Linked DNA regions of Homo sapiens: region 2 is linked to region 1. A link is an interaction called in ENCODE POLR2A ChIA-PET data of the cell type or tissue named here. Cell type or tissue: PC-9. All regions are shown on one strand.

Region 1 (4,000 bases):
CTAATTTTTAGTCTTGGTTTTTTCACCCCTTTACGTATCTTGGTTTTATCTGGCTTACAGACTTTAGTCAATTCTGAATTAGGAAAGAGTTCTTGTTTGATATGACCAAACCTTTCCAACTGGAGACTGGGGAGTTGTGGAGAGGCTCTTATAAACTGAAACATAAGAAACCATCATTATTCTTACAATTCTACTGAATTGTAAACATTACTGAAGTAGTATCACTAAAGGACTGAGCTGAACCAGGTTACAGGGTGGTATCCAGGAGTTTGAGATCACAGCTTCCATTAAGAGGATCATAGCTTCCACTCCTAAACCCTGCCCAATAATCTCACAGAAGCCAGGTGCAATGGCTCACGCCTATAATCCCAGCACTTTGGGAGGCTGAGGCAGGCGGATCACTTGATGCCAGGAGTTTGAGACCAGCCTGGGCAATATAGCGAAAGCTTGTCTCTACAAAAATTACCTAGGCGTGGTGGCGTGCGCCTGTAGTCCCAGCTATTCAGGAGGCGGAGGTGGGAAGATGGCTTGAGCCCAGTGGCAGTTGCAGTGAGCCGAGATCACGTCACTGCACTCCAGCCTGGGAGACAAAGCAAGACCCTGCCAATAAAAAGACTGCTGAGTGAGTGTTCATTCTTCCAGCATCTACTAAACACCTGCCCTAACATGGGCATGTGGAAGTTCCAGCATCCCAGAGACCTTCACACATTACAGCTCTTCACAGGGCGGGTAGTTGAGCAGTTTGAGGGAAAGCAGATTCTAGCCCCCTCAGCTGGGGAGGTTTCCCAGTGTCCTAAACCTTGGCCTCCTGCTTCTCTTTAGTGGCCCTGCTCCTGCTTAACACAGTAGTGCTTGTCACATGTTAGTCGCTGCCATGGATTTCTCAGGTTTTCAACATCATAACTACACTCCAATTCTCTGCACCCCTTTGGCAGGTGAGGCCAATAGAAAAATAACAGCACAGTTGAGTTTAAAAATGTAGTTTGTAGCAGGTGGACAGGTAAAGAGCTGGGTTAAATGACACCTCCACCTATCCTAGCTGTATGAGAATAAAAAAACTCCGAATCCTTCCTGAGAGGATTGAGCTGGCTAACCCTATGAAGTACATGGTGTCTAATGCCTGCCCCCAAGGTTTAATACAATATTTAAGACTTGCCTTTTGAAGTTCCCCACTGTCAACCTCCCCAGTTCTCCACCCATCTTCCCATGTGAGCTCTGCCTTAGCCACGCAATGGCCAGTCCTCCCTACAATGAGTCCATTTCCTTTATTCTCAATTTAAATTCAAAGTGGGGAAAAAGTGCACTTAAGAATGAATCATCCATTTTATTTTATTTTGTCATGTGCTCAACAGCATCTCTCTCTCTCTCCCCTCTCCCTGGCAGGTCACAGAGATAAATTAAAAATAAAATCTACAAGGAAAATAATTTATAAAAGCACTCCCAGGTTCACACCTTCTATCCCTACTGCTCAGTTAGGCACCCCCTAACTGGGAATCAGTGCTTCCCCCCACCCCCATTTCACTCCCACTTGTCTGGGGCAGACGGTACTCCAGAGCCGGGCAGGGGTGAGGGCAGCAGTGGCAAACAGTTAAAAATAAAGACATTGTAGTCCTGGAACCATCTGGCCACCTTGGCACTCCCATGTCTGCCTCCCCCAGGCAGCCCTCCAGGAGCCTGTGCGAAGCTGGGGCTGTGGAGAAGCTGCCTGTGGCTGAGAGCTTGTGTGTTTGGGGAGGTGCTCTCAGCCTGTCATATGCACTTCTCAATCTTCTAGAAAGAAACCCAAAAAAGAAAGCAGACGACGACCTCGGGACAGAGGAGAAAAATCCCAAGTGTTCACACAGTTACACGGAGTCTTTATGGCAAAGAGAACATTTAGCAGCTTTGAATATTGGGCATCTCCTTTTTACTCAACACAAGCATTCTAGACCCTATAAGTGAAACAGGGCACAAGCCCTAAAAAAATCAAAGCGCAAGAAATTCTAAGAGGACTAGTTCTTTTGTTGTTGCTGGGTTGTGTAATTTTTTGTGTTTTCCCAGTGATAAGCCCAGTTGTTGGTAGGCAGAGGCCCGAGGGAAGGGTGACTCCCCAGTGTTGTGCTGAATCCTGCCTGGAGGCTGCTACACTAGATTCTCCATCATTCCTCTGCCTCACAGCAGTCCCAGAAGAGGAAGGCTGCAGGCCCAGTTCCCGGAGCACTGCCATCACCCTACCCCAGCTTACAGAAGAGCTCAGGCAGTCTGTGAGGGGTGGGGAACACAAACACCGGACCAGGGGAGGACGGCATACACATGCAGGCTCTGATGGAGACAATGGGAGCCTCAGCTCAGGGGTGGCTGGAGCACGGAGGGAGATGGAGTGGCAAGGCAGTGAATGACATGCGTGATGTTGGGGCTGTTGCAACATGGGACCACGTGACCCTTTCCTGTTCACTCTACCCTTTGACTCTAAATCTCAAAGCCAGTGTTGGGGCCCAGTGGCTCCATTCGATTGAAACATGGCCAATGATATCCAAGAGCTCCCCTTCAGGGATGTCAAAATGCAAGGAGCAGAAAGAGTTAACACCGTCCCTCCCCACCCCCACCCTGTGTCTGTGTACCCCACCCCCCCCGGGGTGAAAATTGGGGTTTATCACACCAGTGATCTAGGCCCACCAGTCACTCCAACCTGCTGCCTGGAATCCTGGCCAGAGCCAACCTTAACCTTCCCTCTGATTTTCTTCCCGCTTTGATTTTTTTTTCGGGGGGGGGGGGGTTCCTTCCTTCCTTCCTTCTATCCCTCCTTCCTGAAATGAGACTTTCTGCCACCTTCCCTTCCTCTCACAGGTCCATTCCTTCCCCTCTGTCGGCCTTTGCTCCACATAGCTCCTCTACCTCCAGCAACTCCACCACCACCCCTGCCTCACAGGAAAGGGGTAGGGTGAGGACCCTGTCCGTCTAAATGGTCTGGCCACTTCCACTCCACCCGAGTGGAGCTGAGCCAGCCAGTGCCTGCCTCTTCCTGTACACTGACCCGCAGTCATCCCATCTGAGAAGATATATTGGATAAGAAGGCATTTAAGTCCCCGCTGTAGGTCCAGGTCCAGGTCCAGGTCCAGCCCTTCTCCAGTTTCGGTCTTGGTGGGCTTCAAACCCCCTTCTTCCCCAGGCTCACTTTCTCCGGTCCTTTGGCTTCCTCTCCTGCCGCCGGGCCTGCTGGTCGGCCATCGTGCGGGGGATGAGGAGGACACTGCCGTCCCCGGCGTACTGGAGCGCATACTGACTGGGCGAGTAGGGTCGTCCGTTCTCATCTCGCAGCCGCCCAAACACCTCCTGGTACAGGCTCTGGACCTTCTGCTTCATCTGTCGCAGGGAGCGCAGGAACTCCACTTTCTCCCGCAGCAGCCGGGCTTTGTCACGCTGCAGGTCCTCCACATCACGCTCCAGATTCAGGATGGTGTCCAGCTTGCGCTTGCGGCAGTTCTGCGCCGCCATCTTGTTCTTGCCCCGGCGCCGGATGTCTCGGATGAGGCTCAGCTGGGCTTCACTCAACTGGTATTTGGACAGCAGTTCATTGAACTCCTCCACAGGCAGGTTGATGATTTTGTCATTGGTGAAAGGGATCTTCATGGCTCGGGCTCGGTGCTCATCCCGGCTCATCTGCTTGTCCAGGAAGTCAGCCTGCTTCTCCTTGCTGCCTTTCTTGAGGGCACTGGGTGGTGGCAGGTCGGCTGAGTCCAGGGCACTGGGTGCCATGTTGTATGTGTGGTTGTGGCCCACGTGCTCCAGGTAGGGCAGGCATGAGAGCTGAGCTGGATCCTGGTAGCTCATGCGGCAGAACTTGGAATACTCAGGCTGGTAGCCCACAGCACCCTCGGCCTCTTCCAGATCCAGGGTCTCAGAGTCAGAGCTGTAGCCAACCGCACCTTCCTCAGAAAAGGAGGAAGAGGCAGAGGAAGAAGCAGAGGAAGAAGAGGAAGAGGAGGAGGAAGAAGAGGAAGAACTGCCTTCAGAGCTGCTT
Region 2 (4,000 bases), 180 kb before region 1:
ACTGTTTGACAAATTACACATGCAAAAAGCTCAAAACCACAAAGAGAACAACTTTCTTATTGCCATTGGGTTTGTCTGATTTATAGAACAAAGGGAAGAAGTTTTGTTTTGGGGGTAAAATACCCAATCATGGGCTTATTATATCTCTTTAAAGTCCTATTTTTATTTTTACTAGGGGAAGTCAGGGAATTTGAAAGGGCAGGGAGGGAGATGGCTTGCTCAAGCATTTTTCACCAGAGAATTCCACAGTAATATTTGTTTTAAATGGGAGAGTCCTGTAGTTAAGTTGAGAAATTAGTTATAATGTTTGTATCTGATTACCTAAAGACTGGAAGGTAATAGTGTGTGACGAGTTACATTTTACATCACAGTCCAGGTATAGTCAATTTGCAAAATGGAAATATTGTGGTGGCAATGTTCCTTCGAAGAGTTAGAGCTATCACAGAAATAAAACTTCATATAAGCATTTATTGTTATAATGCCAAGAGTTGATTCTTGATTTTTACAGAACTTTCTCCAAAAAATATTCTACCATTCCTTTTACAGTACAGGCTCAAGTCTTGGCATATTCAATAGACTAGCCAATCCAATTCTAACCGTTTTTATTCAGTGTGGTTCCTGAGAATAATTTGATAGACCTACTAGGGGAGATCCTATCACACTTACAGTATTCTAAGACCTTCTTTTGCACTACAGGTTATCAAATGGCCTTCCTATTAACAAAGGTTCAAACCACACCATCAAATGGTTCAAACCACATAACCCCTTGTCTTAGGAGTTAAGCTAGCTTCCTAACCCTTCCTTGCAGTGGTTAACTCCACTGAGGAGCTTTCTATCAGCAATAATAGCTTCAAGGTGGGAAATAAAAAATGGAGAGTGTTTAAATTGTTAATGGGTTTCATGTTCTTGTCACTGTTGAGGGTTTGTTCCCTTTTATAAACTCATAGTTTTTGGTTGACATTGCTTTTATGCGAGCCATCAGCCAGTTGGTGATGGTGTTGCTGTGTTAGACCATTACTGCCGGATTGTATTTGCAGTAAAGAAGGAGAATGGAGGCTGTAAATCTGTAACTGGAGATTTAGGGCTCTGTTACTCTGCAGTTTAGGCCCATGTGCTGGGGAGTCCATTCTCCTCCGGCAGAATTATACCCTGAAAACATGCCTTTCTAGGCACACTGATCAACGACGTTCATTCCCTGGGCTACCAAGGCACTTAATACAGCTAATTCAGTTAAAGAAGCCCGAGGGGTGAGGTGGATGAGCCTCTTTCCCTGCTGGAAGCCAGATGCCAGGCAGGTTAGTGATATTGCTTTATCCCTTCCCCCAGGTAAAGCTTCCAGGAGAAGCAGTTACTGCAAACGCAGAGAAAAATAATAAGAAAATGCTTCTAGTGTTGTTGGACTCAGTTCTCCTTCAAGCAGGAAATGCTGTCTTAACTCAACCTCATTAACCCCTTTGATACTAAGCCCATTATCAGGAATATTCAGGAAGCACATTCTTTCAGAATTCAGGATGTGTCAGGAGCCTTGATATCTTGACATCATTGTACAAAACTACCAGCAAAGAATGGAAAGTAAGAGAATAAGTGCTTTTGGGACAGGTAACTAAAAATGGAAAAAACTCCCAGTTTGGAAGATTATATCTGTTACTGCTGGGTTCAGAAATATTTTGAAAAGACACCAGAATTAAGTATATTTAGAATCACTTTATCAATCATGTATCATTTCTACTATTAGATGTTTTATAGTGAAAAGAATGTTGGAATGTTTCTTTGGCTGGTGAAAGTTTTAAGCATGGTTTTAGATCTGTTTTGTTTTGCTTTGTTAGGCCTTCCCCGAGAGAGGAAGAGTATTAAATATAGACTTATCTGCATGATCCATGTGAGGCATCTGGGTCTGCTTTTTGTGTCAGCTGAGGCACAAATGTGCATGATTTAACCATACAACTATTGAACTAGCATTGGCCTATTAAGACTTCAGATGATCTGTTCATGAGCTGTCAGCCCAAATTGAGCTTGAAGCCTGCTGTAAAAGATCTAATTTTCATAATTATCCAGAACCTTCACACCCTGCTTCCCTTCAGTACCACCCACCTCCACACATGCACACAGAGGAGTAAACACATACATATGGACACAGAGACACAGGGCAGCACTGTCCCTGGAGATTCATCAGGCCTCTTGCCCGAAAATGCAGAGTTCATCCAGGGGTCAGAACTGGCTTTGACTTCCTGTTTGAGGAGCCCCATGTGTGGTGTTCCAGCATTGCTAGAGGCTAGTGATGACTAAGTAACCTTTTCACACTATAGCCTCCCACCAAGAAACAAGGTCCCTTATGATCTTGGACCCAGAGTGATTAGGGCACAACAAATATCTTTTTAATATATAAGGTGGAACTAATGCCAGTAGAAATAGCACTTTGCTGTCTCATGGCCTCACATTTATAAAAAGAGGATAGAGCTGTTGTCTTTGAAGATGAAGAATTTTAAAGGCAACCTGATTTAGTCTCAGAGTACACTAGGGACTTTCATCGTTTAGTAGTTGCTTAAGGCTAACTTTGAGCTTTACCTGACCCAAGTCTTCAAAGGAAGCCATCATACTATGTGTGGAGTTCAGCTGGTAATATCTTTCTAGGTAATCTGGATTGTGAACGAGTGGGAACAGGCAGCACTTTCAGGTTTAACTCTTTGCAGCACTGGGATAACTGGCACATGCTTCAAGGATTAGGTCATTCTGATGTCCCTCCAGTAATTCCACTGGAACAACACTGCACAATAAACCATTTGGTTTCTGGACATATATTGCCCATGTGTGAAGGGTGGACAGGCAGCACTTTACTAGGTTCTTCTCATACAACCTCAGGTTTTTGAGGCTGCTGAGGTTTAAATCCCTTGTCTGAATATGGGACAACTGTATTTCTATACTGGTTGTCGATTGTCTTTGCCCTCAGAGGGCATTTGCTGCAACTCAGGGTTCTACAGTTAGAATAAAAGGAGTTATTTCCTGTCTTCACTGCTTTTTTGCTTTTTTTTATTTTTTTATCATGAGTGGAGACTGAGTACATTACTCAAACCTTGGCTTTTCCCTGAGGTCCGTTGTTTACAGAGAGACATTTGGGTCCCTGGGGCTCACTCCCATAAAATCTTATTATCATATATTTCAAGGCATAAACTTCAGTTGTCAGCTCAGGAGCAGTTCTGAAAGCACTGGCTGCTCTTGTTTTTCTTCTCCTTTACTCTGGTTTATTTTTCTTGCAGCTTTGGCTTTTTTTTTTCCCTTCTCCCTCATATCTAGCAATGCTCAATTCCAAGCTGGCTCGCTCCTTATTCCACTAATTAGACAAGAAGTCCAGAGAGGCCATTATTAGATTCTGAGAATCTTTATCAGAGCCCATTATGGCCTTAAATACTGCACAAACATTTTACTAACTGAATCCATGAACATTTCAGCTGATCCACCTTTGGTCTTTAACATCTACCTTCTTTTGTACCTATAGAGTTATGTTACTGATGATAGAGGTTCTCAACAGCTTATTTTTCTTTGTATTAATTTTCTTAGAGGCCATGATTCAAGTTCATTCTCTCTCTCTCTCTCTCTCTCTCTCTGTCTCTCTCTCTCTCTCTCTCATTCTAATTACTGTTGGTGGGGGTGGAGGGGGTCTGAGAAGCCTGCTTTTCCTTGGTGAGATACGTGTGAGTATGTGTAATGTCATATGTGTTAATGTCACCAGTGAGTAGGATTCATGGTTGCCTGTTTTTCTCTCATTTTCTTTACAGAGCCAGGGATTATTTGTATGGACCAATGGTCTCAGTTTTCTTTCAATGGAAGAATAATTCTGCATTATAATATAGTAACTGCAAAAGAAAGCTTTTTCTATTTCACTCTTTTCTTTCTTAATTCACTGTCTAGTGAGTTTCTGATTGACTCACAGACCAATTAAAGTAAAATTTAATGGAAGAATAGATTAACTCCCTGAGGTTTCCCTACCATCCATCACATTTTT

The links. Peaks named below come from ENCODE experiments on the same cell type or tissue, not always from the same donor. Only the 100,000 strongest peaks of a DNase experiment are listed, where the experiment ranks them.
Region 2: POLR2A ChIA-PET joins it to region 1 with 5 read pairs; 3 of 35 experiments call an interaction of 5 or more read pairs at or near these places.

What each region holds. Positions count from the first base shown.
Region 1 is chr17:48,058,792-48,062,791 of GRCh38, reverse strand. It overlaps NFE2L1 (NFE2 like bZIP transcription factor 1), which reads right to left. Exons shown (of 6, transcript NM_003204.3): 6 at 1,247-4,000. The coding sequence ends at 3,151. Among named protein-coding and RNA genes, the nearest start is that of NFE2L1, 12 kb to the right of the region's middle. In PC-9, no CTCF peak of the experiment used is centred here; no DNase peak of the experiment used is centred here.
Region 2 is chr17:48,239,453-48,243,452 of GRCh38, reverse strand. The region is part of intron 4 of SKAP1 (src kinase associated phosphoprotein 1); the gene reads left to right. Among named protein-coding and RNA genes, the nearest start is that of SKAP1-AS2, 53 kb to the left of the region's middle. In PC-9, no CTCF peak of the experiment used is centred here; DNase peaks (open chromatin) are centred at 2,232 and 2,702; H3K27ac peaks cover 3,870 bases.